Linked DNA regions of Mus musculus: region 1 is linked to region 2. The links are chromatin loops, found by intact Hi-C in ENCODE. Cell type or tissue: heart. All regions are shown on one strand.

The links. Hi-C counts contacts between places; a loop is a spot of excess contacts. Peaks named below come from ENCODE experiments on the same cell type or tissue, not always from the same donor. Only the 100,000 strongest peaks of a DNase experiment are listed, where the experiment ranks them.
Region 1: a loop joins it to region 2, with 5 times the contacts of the local background. A loop is called at or near these places in 4 of 42 quality-filtered maps.

The regions. Positions count from the first base shown.
Region 1 is chr8:10,639,972-10,642,471 of GRCm38, forward strand. No RefSeq gene overlaps it. Among named protein-coding and RNA genes, the nearest start is that of Gm32330, 32 kb to the right of the region's middle. In heart, no CTCF peak of the experiment used is centred here; no DNase peak of the experiment used is centred here; H3K27ac peaks cover 1,822 bases.
Region 2 is chr8:10,586,504-10,589,003 of GRCm38, forward strand. The region is part of intron 32 of Myo16 (myosin XVI); the gene reads left to right. Among named protein-coding and RNA genes, the nearest start is that of Gm32330, 86 kb to the right of the region's middle. In heart, no CTCF peak of the experiment used is centred here; DNase peaks (open chromatin) are centred at 658 and 1,038; H3K4me3 peaks cover 541 bases; H3K27ac peaks cover 1,469 bases.

The sequences.
Region 1 (2,500 bases), 53 kb after region 2:
TCTTTCATCTTGGATGTCCTGGACTCCAGAACTGTGAGTAGTATAGACCTTTTGTGTATATACTGCCTACTCTATGATATTTTGTTACAGCACCCAGAATGGACTAAGACACCAGGTATCAGGAGCCCTCTAGCCTCTCACTGTGATGGATCAAGGACCTCTCCACCCTTACCTCATCTTCCAATAAAAAAAGAACCCCCGTTATACCTTCCCCCTCTTCCATAAGGAAGCAAATACATACAGTGCAGCAGAAAATTCAGCTTCCTAGAAGTACAGAGGAAGAACACATTCATGTTTCACTAAATACTCGAGAAAGAAACTCAATAATTTAACACAAGAGAATCTATGGCCAGGGGAAGAGATTGTCAAAACTGGCAGACTTGGCATCCTCTGTGGTCTTGGCAGATGATTTTCGTGACAGCTCTCCAACCAGATAGATGCGAGGCTGCTTTAGAGTTGGCCTTTCTGCTCCAGAAATGTCTTGCAATGTGGAATGTCACCTAAATGCCACATCCACCAAACAGGCCACTCGTGTAGAGTCAGAGGCTTTTCTCCCCGCTCCCACTCAGCTCCTCCACAGCCTGCCACTTATCAGCCCGAGGAAACGACACAGACCAGCCCAAGCTATTTCTTCAATGAGCCTGCTTGAACATGTTGACAGGGTCCCGAGAGGTAATCCAGACACCAGACTCTCAGGAGTGGGACCCAGCAGAGTGTCATCGGACCTGGTTAGGTATGAATGCAGTGTAGTCTCTGATGTTATGAAACAGAGGGTTCTGGTGAGTCTATGGGATCCTGTGATGGACATGGACCTTAAATTAGTCTCTGGTCCTGGGGAAATAGAGTAGACACTGAGGGAAATATTGCCTGGGATTCTCAGTAGCTATCACAGACAGGAACTGCAAAAGGCAGGGCAGTGTAGTGTGTGTGTGTGTGTGTGTGTGTGTGTGTGTGTGGGTGTGGGTGTGGGTGTGGGTGTTTGACGGTTTCCAACTGTCTTGAAAATCACAAGGGTAGAGAGACAAGCTTAGGCTTCTTATCTTCCGTTCACACTATTAATGGGATGCCAGGGAACACCCAACTCTATGAAATGCTGTCTCATAGCTGTAAGACAACTGGGTTAAAAAATCGGCCTCTGCCCCCCAGTTCTGCAGTGTGTGAGCCAACGAAGCTCTTAAGGTGAGAAACCCCAAAACTGGAGGGAGTCGAGAGGAAGAAGCTAATGAGCCCGAAAGCAAAGAGACTCTGAAACCTTCAAGCTCCACTCCCTGATTCTAGCACACCGGTTCTTTTCTCATGAAGCCATTTGCTGCCTGACCCGAGGAGGCCCACAGCAGCCTCTGGGGAATGTACCTCTAAAACAGTTTCTTAGACTGGAAACTCTCAGTTCTAATTCCCAATTCCTACTACTATACCTTAGACCTGTTCACCAGGGTCTCCCATGGCAGGAACCCCCATCACCATCCCAGTCCTGTAAGCAGCCCCTGGAAACAGCTGCTGCTGGGGACAGTAGTTGACTTTAAACTCTCCTTTGCTAATGTGCAGTTCCTATTACCTTGTCAAGATAGCATCTGCTGACCATTCTAATCAGCCTTGCAAGGTCTCCCCACATCCCTGCCTTTTCAGTGTAGTTTTGTTTTTTGTTTGTCTGTAGTATTTATCACTATTTGACAGATGCTTGTCTTGCATAATTATTTATTCTGTGTTTCTTCTGTGCCTCCAGAGTAAGCTGAGTGGAAGGTAAGAAAGGTTGGAGTCACTGACATCTTGGTCAGGGACAGAGAATTTTGCATGCTCCCCCTGGCCCCAGGGGTGGCAAGCCATGGGAAAGGCAATCAGATGTGGGGATTCTGCATCATAGGGATAGGCAGGTTCCAGAGCAACAGAGACCATCTCAGATGGACAACCTGGAGAGTGGGAGAAACATCCCTGCAAGATGGATATTAGTAAGAGAACTAAAAGACCTTCAGAATCCAGTCACATGGGAATATTATCTAAAAGAGCCAGCATTGGAGGGTGCAGGCACAACCTTCCTATGGTGTGACTGACAAACCAGCTGGCTTTTCTGCTACCCCTAAGACCTCTCAAAGGACTCCCGGAAGATGTGGTCATGCCAACACAGACAGGTGTAAAATATGAGTTTGGTATGAAGATAAGCCTCACTGCATCTTCTAAATGTCTTGTCTACCAAGGAGACCTCACAGAAAGGCTCAGCTACCATCTGTATCAGCTAGTGCCCACAGAAGACCAATCACCACAAACCTAAGCTACCACAGAGGGGCTTTCTCCTCTTAGATTCTGGCTACAGATATTTCATCCATCGCCTCCTGCCAACCTTCTCTCCACAACACAGTCAATTAAAAACTCATAGTACTTTGAACTTGTCGTAACCCAGAAAATTCTGACCTGAAACTTCAGTCCTCCAAGAAGCAAAGTGCTCATGGGACTTGTTCCCTGTGACACACCTGGGTCTTGACGGGTGCTGAGATAGTCCTCTGAA
Region 2 (2,500 bases):
GCAGAGCTACGGGAGAATTAGCCATATCAGAAGTCAAAGGGAGGCTGCCCCATGCAACACAGGCTAAACTTAGCCTGACATAAACTCACTGCCAGTTTCAGGTCAAAGAAGGTCTGTCCAGGTCTTAGCATATACCATCTGTGTGCATTTGTTACCAGGGCTGAGCTGTAATTCCTGGATCCTAAAAGCGAGAGCTTGGGAGGGTAGAGGAGGGGCCAGGCCCGCCCTCTGTATTTTCAGTTTTCCTTGATGACAAGCGGCAAAGGGCAAGTGCTGTGCCTTTCCACAGTAGTCTAGTGGCCTTCCCAAGACGGATTTTCCTGTTGTGTTGCCCAGGAGTCGTAGCCAGTGGGAGTAATGAGTCTGAGCCGCATCCTTATGGATTTTCTACCTCGCATAGCACTCTCAGCCTTAAGTCCTGTAGACAGCTCCAGTTTGGTTCCTTCCAGCGTTACTGAAAACCTGATCCCAGCTCATGTTATTCCAAAACATGAGCTGAGGTTATCTCAGGTAAAGAAGGTAACTAGCAGAGGATATATATATATATAAAATCTTTTCTCTTAAAGAAACACTCCACTGCCTGTCCGGTGTGGTGTCTGTTATCCTTGACTGAACTGAGACTCTTGGCTAGTCCAGCCCCACTCCTTGCCAATTCGAGTCATTCCCTGACCCCAGGCTGCTCCTTCCTCTCTGTAAGTTCACCCTACTTGTCCCTCACTGCCTTCACCTTCCACACTGGCTCTTAAGAAGCACCCTTCCTGGGAGAAATTCTCCTTGCCTAGGGGCTTTATAATGAGCACTTCTGTTCCGAGGACAGCCGCCCACGTCTATCCTTGGATGTGTGCTAGTGCCCCCCCCCCGTGTGTGCTAGCGTCCCCCCCCCCCGGTGTGTGCTAGTGTTCCCCCCCCCCCCGCCCAGGTGTGTGCTAGTGCCCCCCTTCCAACCCCTTCCCAGGCCCCCGTGCAGGTCCAGAGTCTTCCAGCATTGCCTCCTCCAGACTTCTCCTTACTGAGGGCGCTCATTGCCCTGCCCCTCCCCCCACTGCCCAGCCCTTCTGCAGGGCAGCAGTCTAAACCCTGACGGCTTTTCTATTTATGGCATCACCTCCAAGATCATGAGCTTTTGCCAGGTGAATATTTATCCTTCAGCTCCGCACAAGGCATTTGGAGGAAGCCAGGCTGGAGATGAACCAAATACAGCAGATCGCCCTCCCCCACCCCCACCCCCACCCCCAATGCTGCAGCAGATCTGGCTTCTGTCCCTCAGGTCCCTCCCATTCTTTCTGCATCCCATGCAGAGGTGCAGGGGATGCTGTCCCCTGCACTTTCCCACCCTCCAGGTTCTCCTGTGGATCTTAAGAGTGAGCCTTTGGGGGCTCTCTGCTGCAAGCCTCAGGCTCCTGACTAATAGAAGCCTCAAGGATATCCTGGAGGCCGTTGATCTGGAGGAGTCACCTGCTCCTTCTGGAAGTCTGAGAAATGACACCCTTGTAAGGAAGGCATTTAGGACCTGCCACTGTAGCTCAGAGATATGAGCCATCCCAGCCACCAAGATTCCAGAGTCACATGTAGCTCAGGTGAAGAATGCCAGTCCCCATCAAACTGACTCCAGTGCCCCGAAAGCAAGAGATTATAAAGTAACATAAGGTAATATTTAAAAATAAACACTCAATATTTATAGGCTGTGTGTACTGACTATTCTAATGACAGAAACTATAGAACCAGGCTGGGCATTGACTGCGAACATCCAGCAGCTCCTCCTCCTATAGAATGCTGGGCTGCAGTAGAAAGCTCTGAATAAGAGGAAACAGCCAGTGTGCAGTGGAATATTGTCCTTATCTTGTAATTTGCAATAAACAGATGTGGGACCCAAAGGCATGCCGCTGCCACCGATGCTCAGCCCTTTCCCACCTGCCAGCTTCCAGCCATCACCTGCACCATGCTACCACTAGGGCTTGCTAGGAATTCTTTCTGAAAACACAGTGGAGTTTACCACCGTGGGAGATGTTGGTGGTGCTTGGAAAGGAGGCCCTGTTGTCAGTGCTCCTTAGTCTCCTTTTCTTTTCTTCTTCTTTTTTTTTTTATGTTTTTTTTTTTCCCTGACATTACAACATCTTGCTATGGAACCCTAGCAAACATAATATTCACTCGACAGCCAGGGCTGGTCTCAAACATTCAGTGAGTCTCCTGCCTCAGCCTCCTGAATGCTGGGATTATAGCTTGCACAACACTGTCTATATTTATCTTTCATTCTGCCATGATTTATTGAGTTCCCTCTACATGCTAGGCATGTAACTCCTGTAAACGTATCAGAAGATGTATTTGAATTAGAGATACGGATGTACAAGAGGAGGGAGGCAGAACACAAGCAAGCTGAAGAGAAGGGGTGTGCCAGGCCTAGAGAAGGACTAGGGACAAGCCTGCGGCGGTCACCTGGAAGGCCTTCCTGGTGGGCATGGAGTCATGAATGAGGTCAGAGCTTTCCCTTTCCCTGAAGCCT